2 separate regions of the Mus musculus genome follow, and region 2 is linked to region 1. Evidence: chromatin loops called from intact Hi-C (ENCODE). Cell type or tissue: left cerebral cortex. All regions are shown on one strand. Links, peaks and the distances in the headings refer to the core of each region. The heading gives the core; the rest is flanking DNA.

Region 1 (8,000 bases), core at 1-8,000:
ATACCAATTCTCTGCCAGATACACCATGAAGAACCAGGCCACATGACCCTTTTTTACAGGAGGCCTGTAGGAGTGTAATCTAGAAGTGCTGGGGCGCCGAGAGCTAAGAGGCACGCCCTCTGAGAGAGTGTCTGGGGAAACTAATATGGGGATAGAACCTCAGATGAGAAGCAAAGTTTCCAGCGTGAGGTAGCCTGAAGTTGAGGGAGGAAGAGAACACCCCTTTGAAGGAGAAAGTGACATTCAGGCCTTGTGGAGAATGGGCAAGATTTTGAGGATGGCCCAATCCAGGTGTTGTGTCAAAAGAAGAGCATGTCCAAGGGAAGCATGGGGATGTGGAGCGTGGCCACAGTGGCCTGGGCAGATGCCCGTGACAGGATGCATAAGTAGCTCGGATGAGGGAGCCCTCACTCCACCCTGTAGATGAGAAAGATAGGCAGGCACCTTGGACGAGAGCCTTTCCAGGATGGGGGTGGACTCTAGGTAAGGGCTGTGTGGGCAGAGGAGAGGAATAATGTCGAGTCTACAGAGAGCTACCAGAGGGGCTTTGTGGTTGTCTGTCTTGTCATGCTGGAGATGGAACCTAGGGCCTCAGATTTTCTAGGAAGTGTTCCACCACCAAGCTGCATCCCACCCCAGTAACATATTGTTTGGTTGGTTGTTTTGAGTCAGAGTCTCCTTATGTAACCCTGGCTGTCTTAGAACTCTCTGTGTAGACCAACCTAGTCTCGAACCCACAGAGATCCTTCTGAGTGTTGGAAGTACATGTTTCTTGATTTCTAAAGCTGTACAGTGATCCCCTCCTGTATTCCAGAGAAGATGTTATTAGTCAGTTGGCCTTTACCGTAACAAATACCTGGGCCAACAGGTTAACTCATCAGATAAAGGTGCCTGCTGGCAAGCCTAAGGACCTAAGTTTGATTCCCAGAACCCACACAATAGAAAGAGAGAATAGACCCCAAGCAAGTGTCCTCTGGCCTCCACATACAAGGTTACCGCCTGATACACAAAATAAGTAAGGAAATAAGTCATAAAAAACAAACAGCTGAGATAATAAAGCGAAAAAGAAAAAAAGGGTTGGCTCAGTTTTAGAGATGCTGGTCCATGATCAGGCAGACCTGTTGCTTTAGGCTTCTAGTGGGGTACCAGGTGACAGTGTATCAGGGGCATGTGGGCAAAACCTCATTACTGAGAAGCGAGAAAGAGAGAAAAAGGAAGTGGTCAGAGTACCACAGTCTCCTCCGTGTGCACACTTAGTGACCCAAAGGCCTCCAGCAGCTGGGTCTCACCTTCAAAGGCGCCACTACCTTCCAATAGCAGCACCCTGAGGAGCAAGCCTTTGCCACGGGGGGGGGGTGGGTGGGGGGGGGGTGACGGACGACTTAAGTTACAAACTGTAGCAAGTAAGAGATGTAGGGCCCAGCAGGCATGCTGCGGTGCTTCCAGGAGACAAGGAGGGCCTCAGCTGAGGCGGCAGAGTGGAAAGAGACAGGAACAAGGATACTGAAAAGGGAGGGCTGGCTGAGTAGCTGGCTGAGTAGCAGGAAGGGGTGAGGGGGCATCAGGGGTGTGAACTATGTCCTGGGTCAAGGCTGGGGCCAATCTTATCAGTTCCCTTGAGCAGCAGCCCCTCTCCCAGGTACCCAGCCCTTGACCTGGCTGCTCTTCAGGCAAAGCCCACCTGTGGTGCATCCCTTCTCACAGCTCCACCCACGTGGAAGTGGGCCCATACAGGGGACCCTCTGTAACAAATCCTAGCTCTGTACAGGGACACAGTGTTGGAGTTGAGGCTGGCCAAAACACACACAGGTAACACACAGCAAGTCTCAAGTCCTCTCCCTCTAGGCATGTCTCCTACGGTTCTGACCAAGGCATAGTCTGTAAAAGATGTTTGAAGATGGAGTTAAGTCGAGCTTGTTGAGTCTTACTGCCTTTGGGAGGGACAGGTGATAAGGACTCTCGAGATGTGGGAGAGGGAGGGAGAGGGGGGGGGAGGGAGGGAGGGAGAAAGAGGCTAGAGATCCTCCACTCAGCATCCTACATGGGAGGTTAAGCTGGTCCTGCTGCAGGAACTTATTTCTTCCATGGCCACATCTGAAAGCAGGGAAGGGGCAGGGAGGGAAGTGGTTGGTGACCCCCCCCCCCATACTTGAGGTGACTGAAGGGGGGACAGTTTCCATCTACCACTCGAAGATCACATAGCTTCAGGCCCCTTGTTTATCCCATGCAGTCTTCACAGCAGTGATGAGTTATCACCCCCATCTGCCCTGTGAGAAAATGGGGGTCAGGTAGCTTATGCTGACTAGAAGGAAGCTAGGCTTCAGGGGACCATGCAGGGCCATTGTTGCAGATGCTGTTGAAGCCAGCCCTGGTTCCTGCCTCTCTGGGCACTTCCTCCATTGTCACTCACCTCCTGAGTTAAAGAAGGTAGAAAAAGTACATTCCAGGGCTCAGCAGTTAAGAGCACTGACTATTCTTCTGGAGGTCATGAGTTCAAATCCCAGCAACCACATGGGTGGCTCACAACCACCCATAATGAGATCTATGGGATTGAAATAAAAAAAAAAAAAAAAAAAACCTGTGGGTCAGGGAAGGGGGTGGGGGGTGCATTCCAGGAAGTGCAGAGGCTCATCTGTGAGAGGGTTGCACAAATCCCACCAGCTCAGCTGCAGGATTTAGTACCCGCTGCAGAGGTGGTGCTCTCAACCTTCCTCTGATCTGCAGATTGTGCATCCACAGAGCCAACCGGCTGCATTGCAAGATTATCTGAGAAAGCTTGCATGGCAGAGTGTGCAGTCTCTCCCATCATGACTCCCAATGGCGCAGCAGCATACAGAGCATGGCTAGGTCAGGTCACATTGCAAGCCTGGAGAGATGGCTGAAGTCTAGAGGAGAGTACGAGAGGTTCTGTGCATATTCTACACCACTGCATATATGGTTCCTGAATGTGTGGGGAATTTGCTTTTCTTCTGGATTCCCAGAGCCGTCTCCTCTGGGGATGGAGGCCTGAGATGCCCACATCCCTATAGGCAAAGTAGAAGCTCAGGAAGATGGGTAGGAAAACAGATGTAGAGTCAGAAATACCACAGCACAAGAAAGATCACTGTAGGTGGAATTCAGGTTTTAAAGCAGGCACCGAGCTATCAGCTGGCTGTTTGGTTTTAGGACAGCTGGGTCTCCAGTTGGAAGAAAATATGGTTGGATCTCGCTCCTGTGTGACAACAAATTCCAGATGATTGGAAGATTTAAGTGTGAAAAATAAGGCCACAAAGAGGAAGAAAAACACGAACAATTTTATTTATAATCTTGGTATGGAGGAGGCTTGTTTAGTAGCTCACAGCCCCAGACACCATAAAAGATAAGACCAAGTAACGTGGTTACATAATTACATGCTGTGCTGTCTTGTGGAAATAAAAGAGTGCAGGGCAACTCATGTCACTAAGGGCTCCTTTCCCAATGAGCTCCCACAAACCAATAAAGCCAGTGACATCATGGGAAGGTGGGCCAAGGTCAGGGCACATGCAGGGAAGGAAAACCACGTGGTCTGACTCTCTCTCTCAGTGAAGAGCTGATTACTGCAGTCAAGGGAGCAAAACACATGGAAACCACAGCGAGAAGCTGTTCTGTGCAGCCATCGGGGAGCTGCTTTGACAAAGGCGGGGGAAGAAGGAAGCCCACATCCTGGCGCGGCTGAGGGGTGTGAATTGGGATGACTTGGGAAGGAGGAAACAGGGACTGTAATTATCAAAAATATGTCTTGAGAAGGGATCTTGCTGGCTTCATGCTCTGGGCTAAAGTGATCTCCTGCCTCCACCTCCTGAGGTTGCAGGTGCACCCCTGTGCCTGGCTCAGTCTCAGTCATTATCACTTTGACCCAATGAATCGGCTTACCAGCATCTCTCCTGCAAACCCAGGTGTCCACACACCAAATGACTGGTGGGAAAGGACTTTAGTCATTGCTGTAGTGGCAAGGGTGGAAGGCATCACGATGTCCACTAAGAAATAGGGAGCTGCATAAAACAGCAATGAAGAAGAAGATAGCTTTCAGATCACTTAAATAAGTCGCCCTCCATGAAGGGAAAAGTTCTGATCAGCACCTGCCACATTTGTGCTCAAAGAGAAATTAACATAATACATACATAATAATAGCCACCTCCCCTCCCTCCCTCCCTTCCTTCCTTCCTTTCTTTGAGCCAGGGTCTCAATAGTCCCAGCTGGTCTGGAACTCTTAGAGCACCGGAACTAAAGGCTTAGGTGCCACACCTACTGCATTTTTTTAAAAAAGGGTCTCACTGTGTTGCTTGGGCTGGTCTCAAACACCTGAGTTTAAGTGATCCTCCTGCCTCAGCTTTCCGAGTATCTGGGACTACAGACCTGTGCTACTGTGCCAACTTTGTTAACAGAGAGAAGGGAAGTTTCCCAAGCATGAGGAAAAGGCAGAAGCTGCAAAAACGCATGTTTCAGCCTTGGAGAGACAGCCAGAGTCTCTGTTAGAAGGGGCCGGGGGCTCACAGAAGGGGTGCTGTAGACAGTGAGGTGGGGTTCTTAGAGGCCTGTGGCTCCGTTGTTGTCGGGCTGCACTCTGATGACATCACAGCTCAGACTGTAAGAGATTATCACCAGGTGAAAGATCCAAAATAGTAGACCTGGAATATGGGGCACCTGAGACTTCCTCCATCCAGCCCCTGGTCTGTTATTAGAAAAGCATCATTCATCTCCCAGAGCATAAAAACATTTTCTCATTTACCTTCTGGCATAATATGTTTGTTTCTCCTTTGCTTCAAAAACAAAAATGCCAAAAATAAATCAACTTGATTGCTCAGGAACATTTTTTAAACAGCAACGTAATATATTCAGAAATGTACTGCCGGGACACTGGAGGTTATTACCGCTTAAAGACACACCAGCTTGTATGATGACACCCCAAAGATAAACACCTGCCGGGACTCGAAGCAATTTTAGCTTGTTTATTCTTATAGTAGAGGACTAAAAATATTTTTTCTCTAGGATATGAATAATGCAAAATAGCTTATTTTGAGGCATTGTTGCTTTTTTATATACCCTTTCCTCCTCTAAGAGCCTACATCTAGCCGGGCATGGTGGCGCACGCCTTTAATCCCAGCACTTGGGAGGCAGAGGCAGGCGGATTTCTGAGTTCAAGGCCAGCCTGGTCTACAAAATGAGTTCCAGGACAGTCTATACAGGGCTATACAGAGAAACCCTGTCTCGAAAAAACAAAAAACAAACAAAGACAATAACAACAACAAAAAAAAAGAGCCTACATCTAAATTTATTTCACAACAAACAAAATTTGTTGGCTCTTGGTGACCAACTGTGAGTAAATGTCACAGGCCTGTGGGCAGATGCCGAGGTGACCCCTTAATCCCTTGCAAGCATTCTTTGGTGTGTGTATTGTTTTGGAAGCCTGAGGTGGGTTCATATGCCCTTGACTTTCCTTCTTTCCAAGGTAACTTCCAAGTTCAAAGTTCTGCATTCCAGAGTTCTCCACAGGAAGAAATTGCATTTGCTTCAGCCAGCACCTGGGCTGTAATGACTTTTTACAGCCCACCCTATCCTGAACACCCTGGCTTCCCTGTGCCACCCTGTTGAGGGTGACCCTGCCACGTCTTCAAACATCTCAAAGGAAGAGTACTGAGAGCAAAGGTTGGAGAGGACAGGTGACTTTAAAACAGACATGTGGGCCACCAAGATGTAACTTAGCAAGGGATTAAGGAATCACTTGAGCATCTGCCTATAGACCTGTAGCATAGTCTCAGTTATGGAGAAACTTCTGTCTAAATGTACTGATGCAGCTCATATGACCTCCAGTCACTATACTAGTGAGCAGACAAGGTTACCCGTGCCCAGTGGTGGCCCAGGCATTCCGGGTGAACTTTGGCTCTGACAAGCTGTGGTCTGCTCTCTGTGGGTGCTGATTTATAAAGGCCTAGAAGGAAAGGCCAGGCCAACAGAAAGGATGGCTCACCTAAGCAACCCTCTTATCCTGTGAGATGTCAATTAGTTATTCCATCTTCCCCAAACCTAAGGCCACATTTACCCATTAAATGTTAACAAGGGTTTTACAGGGCCTTTACCGGAACAAGGGGAGCCACTGGCCCCAAATGCTGCTATGAGCGCTGATACTGTTCACACCTCTTTCTGCCCAGTAAATCTTGAAAGAAAGAAAGAAAGAAAGAAAGAAAGAAAGAAAGAAAGGAAGGAAGGAAGGAAGGAAGAAAAAGAGAAAATAAGTTAAAAATCAGAGGCAGTAAGGTGGTATGACACCCACCATCCAGCTTTCAGGAGGCTGAGGCAGGAGGATCATGTTTTTGAGGCTCTTGGCCTACATAGCATTACGCTGACTTAAACATCAAAGACATGTAATGTTGGAGAGTGGTAAGGGAATCAAGGCACCGTGGCCTCTACCTCCCTCCTCCGTGACTTTCTACCCCGTGACTTGAATTACCCAGGGCCAACTGTGACCTGAGAATACTAAAGGAATTCCAGAAACCCATATGTTTCACACGCAGTCAACCTCAGCAGTGCCATGAAACCTTGTCCTTCTGGGACATGAACTACCACTTTGCGCAGTGTAAACACACTGTGTGCTCTGCCCTCTCTGCAGCCACACAGTCACACAGTAACCATCTCAGCTGTCACAATGCATCCCAGTACTGCCATGCTGTGTACAAGTGACCCTTGTACCAGTGACTCTGTGTACAAGTGACTCTGCAAGAGTCACCTAGTGCTGTGTCAGCACACTAGCCTTCCTCAGTTCATCTCATGTAGACACTACATCTCCTCACGAGAAGCATGAATCTCAAAATCAGTGACATGTTGAGATTCACATACTATAGTACTGACTGTTTTAGCTAACCTAGAGAACCTAATTTATAACTTAAACTTTAGTTTATAAGCAATGAACTCTCTGAAGTTTCAGGCACGGGGAGACACGTTTCCAGGAAGGTATCTAGTGGCTAAGGTTTAAGGGGAATCTGTAGTTTAATGTTAGAGGAAACACTATCCTCTACCCTTTAAAATACCTACCCTTTAAAAACATTCCTATTTACCACTTAAAAACACACCCTCTCACTGTAATGCATTTTCAGAGGTTTTTTTGTTTGTTTGTTTGTTTTTTTTTTGTTTTGTTTTGTTTTGTTTTGTTTTGTTTTTTTTGCTCAGGCTGGAGTACAGAGTTCTGCAAACTGACCAGAGTTCTGGACCCAGGGAATCCATTACACCTTGCAGAGGCGCCACTGGCCAACAGGGGGCAGCACAGGGCAAGCATCCTGCCAAATGGTGGCCCAGGGCCTCTCAACTCCTTGGAATTTGGGATGGAGGGTCCCTTCATAACTAAGCTTTGCCTTGGGAAGTTCACTCTTTCCTGTGTCTCTGCTCCGTAGCTGTGGGTTGCTCCAAATGACCTTGAGACAACATCACAGACCTCTTTTGTCTTCCAGGAAGATGGAGATTCTGTTTTATCTAATGCGCTGGCATTTATCTCAGTAGTGCAGGTACTATGTTCTTCCTACGCCAGCTTACTAGGCTAATGCTTGTTAGGAAAAGAGGGACAAACACCCAAGAGAATGCCTTAGGTCTGGCTGGGGTCTTCATAATGCTGTTTATCCCTATTGGTCACTGTAGAAAAGGAGATTTACTGTTTTCCAAGCAGCTGAAGTAAGAGATGTTGGTGTTTTCATAATATGTGTGTGTGTATGAATTTATATATACATATGAACTTATATGTACATATAAATTTATATATACACATATGAATATATACATATATATGTATTTATTTTAATGGACAGATGGCCTTGGCTTTGCTCAAGGACAAAGCTGAGTTTCCCCCAGTGGGCTTCTCAAAACCCAGCCAGCTCTGCCGCACCTATCACCTGTCAGGGAATAAAAATAAAAACATTGTCATGGAGCATTGTTCCCGGATTACCGTCGGCTTTGATGGTTGGCTCCGCAGGGCTGGGGCTTTACTTTAGCATGCA
Region 2 (16,412 bases), core at 4,766-12,765, 54 kb before region 1:
AATAAGTGCTTCACAACTATCTTTTCCCAGTCTTTAGGTTTTTGTACTGGCTGGTTTTGATAGAACTTAGTGGGGAACCCCCCCCCCCACTCAATTCCCGATTCGGCGTGCACCCAAAAAATCACGAAGGACCATCTTGATGTAATTACATGAGGTCATTTAATGACGGAGCTCTGGACCGACATGCATCCCACACAGGAGATAACAGATGTCGGCCACGAGGCTCAAAAGCTAGGGGTTTTTATGGGGTAAGGGGCTTAGGGGTGTGGAATTCAGCATAGCGACACACTATTGGCTTATTCAAACATCAGCAGAAAACTTACATGTACGTGCAGGGTGTCAGAGTTCTGTGAGTTGTTGACTCAGTTCAGATAGCCCTGTTATGTCCTCACATTCCTCTTTATCTTATGGCCAAGATGTTCCCAGGAATGTTTTAACTACAGGGTATACCCAGGTTTGTTTTTCTTTTCTCTCAGCCCCAGGCAGCCTCTAGGCTCACATAACAACCAGCAATTTCTGAGTACTTTATATGACTTACAGGTTTTGAAATTTCATCTTTCTTTCAGTTTTGCACGTCGACTTGACACAAGCTGGAGTTACCTCAGAGAAAGGAGCCTCCCTTGAGGAAATGCCTCTGAGATCCAGCTGTAAATGCCTTCATTTTCTCAATTAGTGATCAAGGGGGGAGGGCCTAGCCCATTCTGGGTGGTGCCATCCCTGGGCTGGTCATCCTGAGTTCTATAAGAAGGCAAGCTGAGCAAGCCAGAGGAAGCAGGCCAGTATGTAACATTCCTCCATGGCTTCTACATCAGCTCCTGCCTCCAGATTCCTTCCCTGCTTAAGTTCTAGTCCTGACTTCCTTTGGTGATGCACGGCAATGTGGAAGTGTAAGCTGAATAAATCCTTTCCTCCCCAGCTTGATTCTCAGTCATGATGTTTTGTGCAGGAATACAAACCCTGACTAAGACAGTTTTCTTCTCATTTCTTGACATTCTGGAAAGTGCTTAGAATGTCACTGAAATCAGCAGATGAGGAGAGGAACAATCACCATCTCTGTATTGTGAGCACTCCAACTGTGAGCATGGTATATGCCTCTATTTATTTATGTCTCCTAAGTTTCTTTTAATATCACATTTTAGAGTTTTTTTTTCATCAATTTATTTATTTGTTCACTTTATATCCCAATATCTGCCCCCCCCCGTCTCTTCCCAGTCCCCCCTTCCCATAGCTCCTCCCCCATTTCCACCTCTTCTTCTCCTCTAAGAAGGGGGGGCTCCCTTGGGTATCACCCCCTACCTAGCACATCAAGTCATCTAATACCTATATACCTTTTGTTACATTTGTCTTATCTGATGTTGTTTTGGTTGTAAACATTTTGTTGTTGTTTTTGTTTTTCTAAACAGGGTTTTTCTGTGTCTAGCTTTGGCTGTCCTGGATCTTTTGCTGTCTAATGAGACAGGCTCTACCTTATCTCCTAGAACTTACTTTTACTTAATCTTAATCCCAAATCTTGAGCATTGCTTTTAGGCCATAAACCTCGACCTTATGAGTGATGTCACGTGTGCTTCACAACAGCCTAAGTGACGTCTGTGTTATCTCAGGGCTGGGTCAGTCCTGACTCCCACAGGCATTGTTTACCTCACTCCTACTCCTAGACCTTATCCTAAGCACTGTTTCTAAGTCACCAAGAGCCCAGCTTACAAATGAAGCCATGTGTCCTTGCGAAGAGCTTCAGTGTGAGCATGTAGTGTTTAACAGAGACAGTAATGTGACATGTAAATGCTGTGTTCTACTCACAGGGCTGACTTCATTATCATCAGAAAACTTCTTTTCCCCCAAAATGGGTTATGCTTAAATATGGCTAAAGTGAAATGATCTGGGCCAGACTCTAGAAGTCCTGGCCCAGTGTCTCTTCATGGAACATTTTTCCCCTGCCTGCTTCTAAGTCTGCAGGGGATCACCACACTTAACAAACTAGCTTTTTTTTTCTTTCATTATTTTTAAAAAGTGTGTGTGTGAGAGAGAGAGAGAGAGAGAGAGAGAGAGAGAGAGAGAGAGAGAGAGAGAGAGAAGGCTCACCTTTCCCCTCTACTGTTGATGTCAGCTGGGCTGGTTCTCTAGCTTCCACGGGTTCTCTGTGTCCTCCTCCTCTCTGGTCTCCTCAGGAGTGCTGTGATTGAGATGCTCACACTGTCAGTCTGGCTTCTATCTGGGTTCTATGGTTTTGCGCAAACACTTTACTCACTGAGCCATCTCCCTTGCCTGCTGTTGATTTTTGAGACAGAGTTTTCTGTGTATCCTAGGGTGGCCTCAAACTGCAATCCTCCTGCCTCTCCCACCATGCCCATCTGAGCTTCTTCACCTTACTAGATGACTTAATTAGAGTTCCATTGCTGTGAAGAGACACCATGACCAAGGCAACTCTTATAAAGGACAACATTTAATCGGGGCAGAGGTTCAGTCCATTATCATAATGGCAGGAAGCATGGCAGTGTCCAGGCAGACTTGGTGCTAGAGAAGAAGCTGAGAGTTTGGCATCTTGATCTGAGTACAGCCAGGAGAAACTGACTCTTCCACACTCGGTGGAGCCTCAAAGCCCACCTCCACATTGACACACTTCTTCCAACGAGGTCACATCTACTCCAACAAGGCCACACCTCCTAATAGTGCCATTTCCCATGAGCCAAGCATATGCAAACCAGCACTCTGGTGCATCTATTTCAATGCTCAGAAGTGATGATGTAGATATTTTTGCTTAGTTTCTAGTCTTAGAGGACAAAGCTTTCAACAGTATGCTCACTTAGTTGTACAATATAAATTGATACACAGACTGCTTCATTGGTAATCCGACTTTAGAAACCATGACTACATTCCCTCTAACCTTCTACATTTTATATTATTTTGTCAGGTGTCTTCATACTGAAAAAATTTTAATCCAGCAAGAAATTACTACAAATTGTTTTCCAGGAGGGGTTTTAGAAATGAGATTAATCAGTCTTTTTATCATTTATGATTTTAGTGTTATGCTTAGAAAGCCAGTGGCCACAAAAAAAGGAAATACTTGTTCATTGAGGCCAATGATAGGTCAAATTTTTTTGAAGTTTTTTTAATTCAGTAAGTTTCAGTTGAATTAAGTTGATAAATATATTAACAACAACAAAGCAATCTAAGTGATCAGTACCCTGACATAAAGTGACACTTTATTTATAAGGTACTAGTCCCTCATTTAATAGGAATGCCTAATTTATAAACTGGGGCCATAGAAATCTTATATTGATATCTGGATTGAGAAGTAAAGAATTAGTAAAGATAAAAGTGGGTAAGAGAGTATTCTAAGTAGAAGGAAGAATATTCTCTACATTCCAGATATCTGAAGTCTTTTACACACACACACACACACCAAAATACTTAAACTAAACTTTAAGGTGGAAGACCCCAGATTCCTCCAGTTAATACATTCCTTTGCTAAGGACCCTTCCAGATTTTAACCACATTCTCTTTATTTATACGTGAATGTTTCTGTGGATGTCATGGTGTGCATAGAGAGGTCAGGGGACAGCTTTCTGGAGTCCATTCTGTTGTTCTTCCTTTAGGTTGGGTGTGGAGATCCGACTCAAATGGTCCGGCAGTGAGTGCTTTAACCACTGAGCCGTCATCACATTCTCCATCTGTGTCCTCAGAATGCTCTTTGTGATAAACTTGTACAGTTCTGAGTGCCGTGATAGCAAGGAATGGAACCTGAGGAGCTCACAAGAGCCTCTTCTCTGAGGCAGCATGGGGCTGCAGTGTGAACCTCAGCCTACCCCTCACAACAGGGACTTGAAGTGTAGGGTAGTCCTGTGCTCATCAAGTCAGTGGCAGAACTGGATAAAATTATATAACAACTAGGTTTTGTGCTGAGGGAAACAGAAACTTGCCTCACCATTCTGTGTTGGAAGTTTGGGTAGAAAGTTTTCACCTCAACACTTGTGCCTCTTACTGTCTCTTATATCTAGTCAGTTCCAAATGCTTTTTCTAAGACTCAGTGTTGTCTTATAGGCCAGCTCAGTCTGCTCTATCAATGTAATTCTGATTCTTCAGCCCCAAGCATAACCTCTCTTTTAGCCCTGTTATTGTGTACTTACACACCCCATCATGAATTGCACATCAGAGATGATGGGACCATTAGTTACCTGATTGTCTGAGCTAAACTTATCTCCATGTCCTTTATCTCAGTGACCACCCACTAATTCTGCCTCCCTTTCTCTCTGAATGGCTGCCTGTCTCCTCTTTCTACCTATATAGATATAAACCTCATTTTGTTCAAGACTCGTCCATTCTATCTACCTATCCTCTGACCTCCATGACTGTCAGTGCAAATTGGCATATTTGGTAGCATCTTCAATCCTTGTCTGGGACTTTCAGGGTGCCGAGTGCATTCTTTTTGTCTTGCCACAGAGGCTCTAAATGATGTACCTTCTGTCTGCTTCCCAGGACATCTTTCTCTCCATGTTTTGAGTGCTTTCTGCTCCATGTAGCAGTTGCATCTTAAATAGGCCCAGCTTGCTGGCCTTACACATCCTTAGAGTGTTATTGATTCATCCTAGGAGACCTTTCTTTTTTTCAAGTCGTTCAGACTTGGCCTTCACACTGAGCTACAGTATCTGTGGAATCTCTGATCTCTCACCTGTCTTCTTGTACTTCTTTGTAAAGAGCTTGCTTTACTATTCTTTCCTCACAGGTGAGGCATTGTATTGTATCTACTCTTGCAGTCCCTGTACCAAAACATAATGTCTGACATGTAATAGGCATTTCATAAATATTTGCTGTGGGGGCTGGTGAGATGGCTCAGTGGGTAAGAGCACCCGACTGCTCTTCCGAAGGTCCGGAGTTCAAATCCCAGCAACCACATGGTGGCTCACAACCATCCGTAATGAGATCTGACTCCCTCTTCTGGAGTGTCTGAAGACAGCTACAGTGTACTTACATATAATAAAAATAAATAAATCTTTAAAAAAAAATATTTGCTGTGTATACCTGAGTTCCCAGATTATTCTTTTGGAACTGAACTTTCATGAGCCGTGTCTTCAGATGGGGACAGATGGTCATTCAGTGAGGTATATTGCAAGTGGGGGAGGGGGGGCTCAAGTCCTCTATCCCTATTTCAAACAGAAAGACTCTTTTATATATGGGACTTTTCAGGAAAAGGTTCTATTGGAGAAGGGGATTCTATGTTTTTAATTATGGTCTGGACTAATGAACCACACCCTCAGTGCCACATATTGTTTTGTTTTATTCACTGAAGCAGATTTAATGAAATATCCATGACCGCATGTGTAATGCCTTCTGTTGTTTTTATCATTGTTTCTAAGATTGACATGTGTGGTGGTTTGAATAAGCATGGCCTCATAGGCTCGTCTGTTTGAATGTTCAGTCACCATGGAGTGACTCTCTTGGAAAAGCTAGAAGGGATAGGATGTGTGCCTTGTTAGAGGAAGTGTGTCACTGGCAATGGGCTTTGAGGTCTTAAAAGCCCATGCCATGCTCAGGCTTTCTCTTTCTGCCCATGAATCAGGATCAGCTCCCAGCTACTTCTTCAGCAATATGCCTGCCATGCCTGCTGCCATGCTCCCCCAGGTGCTGATAATGGACTAAGCCTCTGAACCTGGAATGAAACCTCCAATTAATGCTTTCTCTGTAGGAGTTCCATGGTCTCAGTGGAGAATGATAGGAGGATGGCAGCTGACATTGATCCCTGGTCTCCATATGTGCACGAATACACACAATTGTGTGAACCCAGCAGAACGGTGCAGGCACACACACACTCACTCACACACACACACACACACACACACACACACACACACACACACACACACTTGGAGAGAGAAAGAACTGAAAATAACTGAAATAAAGCAAGTACCGCTTTGTGTCTCGCCCTTCTTACAGGTGTGTGGAAGTAGTGAAAGCCTCTCAGTATGTGGAGCTGGCCAACGACCTGGAGATTAACAAAGCAATTACTTACTTGAGACAAAAGGACTTTAACCAAGTAAGTGCCACCACATTCTCCAGGCAGTTGACCCAGGGAAACTCCTTTCTAGAATACTATTAGAGTGCTCTACCCGTGAGCTTCACCCTCACCCATAACTCTGACAAGCTTCTTCTACATGTTGGTTCTGTTTGTTAAAGTGTAAATACCTTCCATATATAACATATTGTTAAGTTACAAAACCTTATTCTGGTCCAGGCCTGAAAATTTCAGACTGTTCTGCAAAGGGCTAAGGCCTGTAGAAGCCAGTGTGTGTAGGGATCCCAAATAGCAGTCTGATGTGCTTCCATTTTGTCCTGTGTGGAACAGCTTTTCTTGAGGCTGTTTCAAATGTTTCTCATGACAGATGGGCTCCCCATGCTAGACACTGGCTTAGAACTCTGGGATCCCCTCACTGGCAACTGCCACCTGTTGTCTTGAGGATGGAGTGGAGCACTGTCAGCCTTTTAGAACTCGCTCAAATAGAGCAGAGCTGAGACAAAAGCGAAGTCCACAGAGTTTTAAGAAAAAGAGAGGATGCCAAAGTAGAACAAGCAGAATACACTGGGTTTCCTAGGTTATAAAACTGATGGCTAGTGTCCTAAGTACCTCTAAAACCTTCTAGAAACTCCTTGTATCTGCTGTCATTTTACCACCCATTAAAACACCTGTTAGGGCTGCAGAGGTGGCTCAGAGGCTAGGAGCATGTATTTCTTTGGCAGAGGTTCCAAGTTTGGTTCCCTGTACTCAGATCTGGCAGCTCACAGCTGCCCATAAATCCTGCTCCAGGGAATCACATGCACAGAGCCACTCAGGGACATACACATACACACATTTGGAAAACTAATAAAAGCAAATCCTTTTTTAAAATGCCATGGTCAGCCTCAGTGGCTCATGCCTGTAATCCCACCACTGGGGAAATGAGAATCAGAAATCCAGGGTCTCCTCAGCTACTGGTGAGTTTGAAGTCACCCTGAGCCCCATGAGACCCTTTATCAAACAAACAAACAAGCAAATAAATAAGTAAGCAGTTATTGTAAGTTCTGTTGCAGTAGAATCATGTGATGTGAGACAAATTAATTGGTCTCTGTTTTCTTGCTGGAGTGATCTTGGGACCTGAAAAATAATTTATGTGTATGAAGGAGTATACTGTTATAGATGACACAGTAGAAAAAAATTGTATTTATCTATTTTCTCTTGGCATTTTATTTTTACATTTTACTTTACTTTTAGAAAAGGTTAATAGTACATTGCCATAGTTCATGTTTTATTTTTTTTTTTCCATTTTTTATTAGGTATTTAGCTCATTTACATTTCCAATGCTATACCAAAAGTCCCCCTTACCCACCCACCCCCACTCCCCTACCCACCCACTCCCCCCCTTTGGCCCTGGCGTTCCCCTGTACCGGGGCACACAAAGTCTGCGTGTCCAATGGGCCTCTCTTTCCAGTGATGGCCGACTAGGCCATCTTTTGATACATATGCAGCTAGAGTCAGTTCATGTTTTATAACTGTTCATCCAAAACTAAGCACCGTTGTGCACACACACATGGGGTTATTTTGCCTTTGAGACAGAATTTTGCTCTGAAGCTCGAGCTGGCCTCTAACTCACTGTTATCCTCCTTCCATAGCCTGAAAAGGTAGGGTATGATGTTTGGATGTTTCCTATCCAGTGTTAGGCTAGTCTAGAAATGTCAGACAGTTTTGTAAGGCCATGAAAACCCTTTAAAAGAGTACTAGCATACTCATATGGGAACCAAAATTGTGATTTGTGATGCTAGGCACAAACTAAGACCTTTATATATTCTAGATAGGCATCATACCTCTGATCCACACCTCTAGCCTTGGAATCTGGTTTTTAAAACTCTTATTCTTAACTAAACCTGAACCAGCATGCTGCCTGGTACTTCCTTGGAATCAAGCGCTGCACGGCATGTTCTTCTGGCTAGTTGTGGCAGGTGTAGCTCATGGCAGCAGTAAAATGAGGACAGATGTTTGCTTGGACACAAGTGCTTGCCGTACATAGGAGATACCAAGATGCCAAGCATAAATGTATGCTTTTTAAAAGGATGAAAATAAAGCCCACTCTCCCTTCCACCTTCTCCTTCTCATATCAAAGGCATTTCTAAGTTGGATCTCCATGCTGTTCATGTAAGGTGCCTACTGTTCTGCATGCCATTTGAGTAGCATTATATCAGACTTGGCAGGTGCCCAAGCGTGTACTTTCTCAGGACTTGAAGATGAAGTTATATTTATCTACTTTAGATAGTATTTTGGTACCATTCCCAGAATTATTGTCTGTTACTGATTTTGAAAGCTGTTGAGCCACCCATTTTTCTTCTCTCTTAGCACCCCAGTTACATGTAAAGAAGCCCCATCCCTGTGTTTGCCTCTCTTTTGTGTTCATTTTAAAGAACATCTTTCTTTAAATATATGCATCCTTTAGCTGTATCTTATTCAGAATGTTTTGTGGGATCTTGGTCCTCAAACTCTCCAGCGCCTTCCAAGTTGTTTATAGTGTTTTATGTAAATTTTCTGGTTGTTCTCTATTGGAAAATAGTCCGTAGATTGGTGTGTAATAGCTGCAACCAGAAGCCCCAGCATATTCTGTCAGGAGGAAATTGGACTGTGCCAGGTAAAAGGTATGAGGTCCTCATCCCAGCCATTGTGCAGGACGAATAGGAAACTTCCCTGACTCACAGGGTTCAGGGTCCACAGCTGGCCTTTCCCGGTCATCTGTCCTTTCTTCAGCTCTGTCTAATCCTCTGTTAAATCCATCTGTGTGCTCTTAAATTCAGTTCTTATTTCTTGTTATAGAATGTCTACCTTTTCTGTTTAGTGAGATCTTATCTTAAATGAAGTTCTTCTTGAATTTACTGTTGTTCCCTCCTATGCCCTCTGTCTTCCACTCCACACAGACCCTTCCCCAGCCACACCTTTGCATTCTACTGTATGGCAGTGGTAGTAACTTCAGACAATCTGTTTCTAGGCTGTAGACACATTGAAAATGTTTGAGAAGAAGGACAGTAGAGTGAAGAGTGCAGCTGCGACCAACCTCTCGTTCCTGTATTATCTGGTAGGTTTTGGTTTTTACAGCTAAGGGTTGTTCATATGATAGTTTTGCATTACTAAATCTGCCTAAGAAAAGGCCTCCAAAGAAGATTGGTGCAAACTGTAAGTGGACTGAGGTGCACCAACGGCCTGACTGACAGTGCTGAAGGGGCTGAAGAAGACTGTCCCTTTAAAAATGAGGGGAGACTGGTAGTGAGGAAGGCACCAGAGAATGACGGACTGACTGCTGCAAGCTGAACTAGAGACATTCGACCTATCATGTTAGTGACAAAGGAAGTGCTGTCGACTTAGAGCTGCACAGCACCATCTGTAACACGAATTCATTGAGTGCCTACTAGATGTCAATCACTGGGATTCCTGAAAGTAGGTGGGTGCCACATATGCCAGTTGCCTTCCAACTACAGACTTGATTTGCCCCTTAGTCTCAGATAGTAGCTCCTTCCCACCTCTGTGGTCTCCACCGAGTTCCCCACCCCTGAAGCCCTCTCAGCAGCCCTCTTCTGAGTTCTGTTTATTGTCCAGAAGACAACGCTATACATTTTAGTTTTGTTCTCAGCTGCATTCTACTTGGTGGTACCAATTTCTGTGTAATTTGTGGTTTGGAGTGCACATAAAGACTCAGACATGAATGTCCACAGCAGCATTGTTCATAACAACCAAAAGGAGAATGTAAGCAGCCTGAGGATGCACCAGCAACAAGGGGGAAACCAGATATGGTATATCCATCCACTGGACCTTAGTCAGCCATTAGAAGCAACAGATTGTTAATACATGGTACCATACAAACACGCCAAGTAGAAGTGGCCCTACTCGGGCTGGTGAGATGGCTCAGTGGGTTAGAGCACCCGACTGCTCTTCCGAAGGTCCAGAGTTCAAATCCCAGCAACCACATGGTGGCTAACAACCATCCGTAACAAGATCTGACTCCCTCTTCTGGAGTGTCTGAAGACAGCTACAGTGTACTTACATATAATAAAAATAAATAAATCTTTAAAAAAAAAAAAAAAAAAAAAAAAGATTTACTTATTAAAAAAAAAAAAAAAAAAAAAAGAAGTGGCCCTACTCAAAGATCCCACTTAACATCCAGTGTCCAGGATAGGAAGGGAAATAGAAAGAATACAGAAATCCAGAAACGGGAGAAGAGAGAGGAGAGTGTTGCTGCTAATGGACACAGGGTTTCTGTGCAGAGGAAGAAAGTGTCCAGGAGGGAGGCAATAGTGGTAACTGCCCAATGCCGGGGAGCATTTGTCATTGAGTTGGGCATTTTAAAGGGGTTCTCAGTTTCACCGAGCTGACCTGGCCCTGCCCTAATGAAATAAGGCCTCCACAGGCCTCATGTGAACGATAAGGTCCCTATCAAGCTTCTGGCTGAGAGAGAAAGAGAAGGCAGTACATAGGCGTAAGTGCAGGCTCCTAGTGGGTGAGGCAGCAAGGTGCAAAGCAGGGGACAGCTGAGGCCCTTCCAGCTATTTCAGTGCTTCAGGTGGGAAGGCAGTACACAGCAAATGAGGACACGGGTAGGGCGTGGAACATGGAACCACCTACATATAAATGCTGTTGTTATCAAACCATGAGACTAGGAAAGCCAGCCATGAGAAGCTTGGCTGTTTGAACTTGACAGCTACACATAGCCTGGGAAAACCAAGATATTTAAAATATTTGTTTTGCTCATCATTGTTTATCATCTCAGAAAGTCATTTCAGTAATCTCTGAACATTCTGAAGAGACCTGAAGAAATGAAGTCTATCTTTTATACTTCATTTAGGAAAACGAATTTGCCCAAGCCAGCAGCTATGCAGATTTAGCTGTGAACTCGGATAGATATAACCCGTCAGCTCTCACTAATAAAGGGAACACAGTTTTTGCAAATGGTGATTATGAGAAGGCAGCTGAGTTCTATAAAGAGGCCCTGAGAAACGACTCTTCCTGTACTGAAGCACTGTATAACATTGGTAAGTTCAACATGGCAGAGTGCATTAAGGAATTGCCAGCCTTCTTTTAAAAGTAACAGATATTCTAAATGGAGTTGATAATTCACAAGCCATGCTATGTAAAATTTGGGTCAGTGTTATGTTGCTCTCCAAGAAGACTTTTCTAATGTCTATATCTATCACAGTTAGAACACTATGTCCCCAAGCTTCTGATTATATGGGATGATGCTTTTAAACTTTTCCCAAATAGGTAGAAGGAAAAAAAATCCATCTTTCTTTTTAATTAAAAAAAAAAAGTCAAATATACTAAGTGTTTAGTGCCACAGTTTGACACATTTTAACAATGCCAAATATGTCTCATAATTTTTTTTCTGTTTTATGCCTGTGGGTGTTTTGCCTGCATGCCTGTCTGTGCAACACGTGTGTGGTTGGAACACACAGAGGCCAGAGCAAGGTGTCAGATCCCCTGGAACTGGAATTATAGATGTTTGTGAGCCACCATGTGGGTACTAGGAACCAAGCCTGGGTCCTCTGGAAGATCAGCCAGTGCTCCTAACTGCTGAGCCACTTCTCCAGCCTCTCAGATTCATTTGTATTGTCTGCACCATTGCAAGCCACAAAGGCCCTTCCCCACCTCTTCCTCCTCCTGTCCTTCAGGTTGCCAGATATGGGCACTATTGCTTCCAAGCTGTTCCAAACAAATACATGGCTTTAATACTGACCTCGTTTCTTTAGTACTGATGTTTCTTTTAAATTATGCTTCTCTGTGCATGTGTTGTTGCTTGATTATGAATTTTGTTTGTGTTTTTTGCTTGTTTCTTGTCTTTTTTATGTTGTTACTTTTCTTTGGATGTCTGGTCTTATAAACTATTTCCTGGTGTTTAGCAATTTGCAGGTAAAAGCTAGGGGAGAGGGTGCTGGGCAGATGGCTGCTGCCACACAAGCAAGAGAACCTGAGTTCTGATCCCCAGCGCCTACTTAAAGAGCCTATAAGCCCTTTGATTGGTAGGCACAAAAAGGCAGAAAGGGAGAAAGGCCCACCGCCAAGCCTTGAGATGAGGTGTAATTGAGGCACCTTTCGAGAGATGGCAAGAAGGAACGGAGCGTGTGACATCTGAGGTCTGCAAAGGGTTTTACTGGCATATGAAAGAGAAGGGCACAGGCCTTCCTAGAAAGCTTAACTGCCTATTTACATGCTGATTTTTTTTTTTTGCTTTATAAATTCTAGATATTTTTAGATTCTTACAGCTTTATTTTTTCTGTGTAATTTAAAAGTAAATTTTTAATTTTTAAAACATTTTATTAGTAAGTATTAATCATATATAATAGGTTTTATTATGACATTTGCATGAACATAATGTATTTCTATCATATTTACCTCCTCAGTCCCATCCGACTCTCTTATGTCCCCACTCCCCTGGTCCCTTTCCCCTTCCTAACTCCCCTCGCTTCTGCTATTACGTCTTTTGAACTTTTTTGTAATGAAATAAGGACCTGCGTTTGTTCTCAACATGAGCAGTCAATCAAGTGTCACATTTATCCTTTCATCTCCATTAACGTTAAATGTCTATTTATTATGTTTATAGCTGGATTCATATCTGAAGTATTTATTCCACTTTTGAGTCCACTGGCTGGTTCCCCCGCCGCACACACTTGAAAGCTCACTGGGGCTGTCGGTAGCTATCTGCTAGGAGAAATCTCACCTCCTCTTGTTTTTTTTTAAATCCTCAGTTCACTTTCATTTTCTCTTGGGGATAAATATCTGCATATATTTACATATTGATCCAGTCACTTTGAGTACAATTCTGCCAGTAGTGCTGCTGCTTTCTTTCTTTCCAAGGCCTCACCTATAAGAAGCTGAACCGTCTGGATGAAGCCCTGGACTCCTTCCTGAAACTGCACGCGATCCTTCGGAACAGCGCTCAAGTTCTTTGCCAGATAGCAAACATGTATCTCACTTGAAAGCTTAAGGACGTTATTAATTCCTCAGTTGGAAATTGAACATTAATTATTAAGTAATATTAACCATGGAGATAATTGAGGATAACTTAACGGATTAAACTGCTATAAGTAGTTCATTTGGTAAAAGATCATTTGAATCCCAAGAGGAATTTGTTAAAATTTAAAACTTAAAAAATGAAAAACTTTTAAAAATTAAAAAAATTAGTTAGTTGTTAATTTTTTAAAAAGATAATTGAAGGAATTGAGGACATTTTGAGTAAACATAGCTCTGATTGAAAGTCAACTAAATACTTTAGCCTCGTATTAACTCTGACTCCTGTAGGATAGTGAGGACTAATTAGGGTTGTTGCCTTTGGGTGTATAGGAATAGTGAATATAGCTCTCTGAAAACTCTAATCCTCACAGTCCTTCAGTGCCGTGGCCGGCACTCGTGGGGCTGTGTGCTGTGTGTGGTGAGAGCCTGCGCTTGGATCTCTGTGCATGCGCAGTATGGAGCACTGCTGTCACTTCAGCTGTTGTAACACTCAGCTTTCTTAAGTTTCCCCACTCACTGTTAGAAAAGCAGGCACGAGTTATGTTTTTAATGCCTCTTACTATATTGGAAAAGCACTTTGATTTCTTAACTGACATTGTCCAAGATATGAGTTAATGGAAGATCCCAATCAAGCTATTGAATGGCTGATGCAGTTGATCAGCGTTGTTCCAACTGATTCCCAAGCTCTGTCTAAACTGGGAGAGTTATACGATAGTGAGGGAGACAAGTCCCAGGCATTCCAATATTACTATGAGGTAGGCGTGCTGTCTCATGTGCCTTTCGATTTCTGACATTGTACAGGTTTTAAAGGAACAGGCCCTAACACTTTAGAAAAGCGTATTAGTCTAAAACTAATAATGATTTAGTTAAAACAAAACATTCTTAAACTATAGTTTGGTTCATTTTAATGAAAATGAAAAATACTAACTCATTTTAAGAGTTATTTATTTATGTATATGAGTGCTCTATTTGCATATTCCTGCATGACAGAAGAGGACATCAGATCCCATTACAGACAGTTGCTGGGAATTGAACTTGGGTCCTCTGGAAGAGCAGCCAGTGCTCTTAATTGCTGAACCATCTCTCCAGCCCCTAACTCATTTTCTTCAACCATGATTTGCATCACCTGATTCTTTTAAATATTTTCTATGACTCAGAGCAAAAATAACTGAAAACTGTCAAGTATACCTAAGTTTTTTAAGTCTTGTATAGTTTTAAAACTCGTAAAATTCTTTTACTAGCTCATACTTTTTATAAGTAAGTCCACCTAATAGATAAATTAATTAGGAGTGTATTCTGTATTGCTACTGAAGCTGAATTGCTGACTTCTTTATTTTCTGTAGTCATACAGGTATTTCCCTTCTAACATTGAAGTCATTGAATGGCTTGGAGCTTATTACATTGATACACAGTTCTGCGAGAAAGCCATTCAGTACTTTGAAAGAGCTTCCCTTATACAGTAAGTAGTTAATATCTTACATTAATACTATTTTAAAAAATACTATTTTTATCCCTAAAAATTAGTGTCTGGTAAGCCTAATAGAGTCATAAAAATATCTTAATGAATTATTTTCATTTTCTTGTATTTTGTTCATTCTTCTTTGTCTCTATTGTGGCTATATTTTCTGTTGCATAGGAATTTTAAATACCTTTTATAATATACTTTATCTGTTTTCCTTGTTCATACCTCAGTGAGGAAATAGAATTTATTTACAAATCAGAAAGTGACTTTTTCAGTCGGGACAATTTTATTGCTGAAAGAGTCTTAATAGAAGGAAGTTGTGTTGGTTTCAATTTACAATTGTTGTACATTGAACATTAAAAATTAAACTTTTAAAATTTAAGTGTTTTAATATTTTTAAGTTCACAATGGATGTTTTTCACATATCTGATTCAAACATAAATGAATGCATGATATCCTTTGTCTTCAGCCATATTAAATTATGAGATGAACTGTAACTTAAAATCATTGGGAGGATAGCAGAAGGCCCAGAGATTTAAGTAATCTTTGTGTAGAATTTACATTTGGCAATTACTTTTTATTACATTGGTTTCATATAACTATATGTTTTTGATAACTATAAAACTAATTACCAATAATAGAATAATAATTTTAGTTCAGTAACATCTTTATGATTTAAGTTACACTTATTATACTTAATCGTACCTTAGCCTAGCCATTAGACCATTCCTCAGTAAGGCACGCTCCACATGGTTCCATCCTTCACTCTGATTTTTATGTATCCTATAAAAATGGTGTCATAGTCATCCCCAGATGGGTATAGTGGCTCAGGCGTGTGATCCCACCATTCAAGAGACTAAGGCAAGAGGATTTTCCATGAGTTTGAGGCTAGCCTATACTAAAGAGTGAGATCCTATTTCAAAACCAGAACCAAGAGGCCAGCAAGATGATGACTCAGCAGGTAAGAAGTATTTGTCCGCAAGGCTGACACTTGAAGGCAATCCCTAGGCCCCACAGACACACACACACACAAAATAGACAGGTAGAAAGATAGGTAGATAAATAAATAAATAAATGTAATTTTAAAACAAACAATAATGAGGTTAACTTCCTTAGTGTCATAAGGTAAATATACTTTAGATTAAATTGGCTTAATTAAACAAAGAGTCTATTTTCTTAAAATTTTTCTAATTTTCTATTTTTTATAAACTAACTTCCAAAGCTAAAAGGCAAAGTGTGGCAAGCCACTCTTCATCCAGTCCATCTCCTGCCCATCTCCTCAGTACTCCAGCCTCACCACGCTGGCTGCACTAACTCCACTGAGCCTCAGCTCTTCCATGCTAACCACATTAGCATCAGTAAACCCTCTTCCATCGGTAGCTGTCCAAACATAACTTCTCTCTGAGATATGCTCCCTGCTTAAATAGTGGGCCTCCCTGGTGAGACTGAAACCTTCAGTCCCCTACCCCGTTTTTTTCTCTTTCAATCCCAGCCTCCTCCTGGCTTCAGATCTGAATACAGCCTTTCTGGAATATCTGTCTAATTGGTCATGTCTCTTCCCTTTCTTAATGGTATACTCAGTTCCATTTTCTCTCTTCTCTTGCTGCCCTGCCTGTTCTCCCAAGTTTTATTCTTAGATTAATATAACCTTTTTTTTAAAGGTTTTCTTTTTTTTAATTCTTTATTACATATTTTCCTCAATTACATTTCCAATGCTATCCCAAAAGTCCCCCATACCCTCCCCCCCCCAATATAACCATTTTTTTCCATTGGAAATAACTTTCGTGGCCTGGTAAATGGATGCCATATAAATGTGTGCTGTCTGAGCACTAGCCTTGTCTTCAGTGTCTCCCTGTCTCCTCATCCTCCTCAGAGCTCTATAGTTCCTCTCTGTTTATGCTTCAGTTTTCCTGAAGATGAGGCTCTTTCATGCAGAGTCCCTTA

What was found. A loop is a pair of places that touch in the nucleus more often than their neighbours do. Peaks named below come from ENCODE experiments on the same cell type or tissue, not always from the same donor. Only the 100,000 strongest peaks of a DNase experiment are listed, where the experiment ranks them.
Region 2: a loop joins it to region 1, with 7 times the contacts of the local background. A loop is called at or near these places in 2 of 42 quality-filtered maps.

What each region holds. Positions count from the first base shown.
Region 1 is chr14:57,526,093-57,534,092 of GRCm38, forward strand. All of the region lies in intron 2 of Il17d (interleukin 17D), which reads left to right. Among named protein-coding and RNA genes, the nearest start is that of Il17d, 5.3 kb to the left of the region's middle. In left cerebral cortex, for the core only: a CTCF peak has its summit at 7,267 (motif pointing right); DNase peaks (open chromatin) are centred at 417, 3,190, 3,403, 3,593 and 3 more places; H3K4me3 peaks cover 563 bases; H3K27ac peaks cover 4,320 bases.
Region 2 is chr14:57,467,047-57,483,458 of GRCm38, forward strand. It overlaps Ift88 (intraflagellar transport 88), which reads left to right. Exons shown (of 26, transcript NM_009376.2): 15 at 5,929-6,028; 16 at 8,997-9,083; 17 at 10,845-11,031; 18 at 12,851-12,959; 19 at 13,611-13,761; 20 at 14,350-14,465. Among named protein-coding and RNA genes, the nearest start is that of Il17d, 50 kb to the right of the region's middle. In left cerebral cortex, for the core only: no CTCF peak of the experiment used is centred there; DNase peaks (open chromatin) are centred at 8,214 and 10,582; H3K27ac peaks cover 1,437 bases.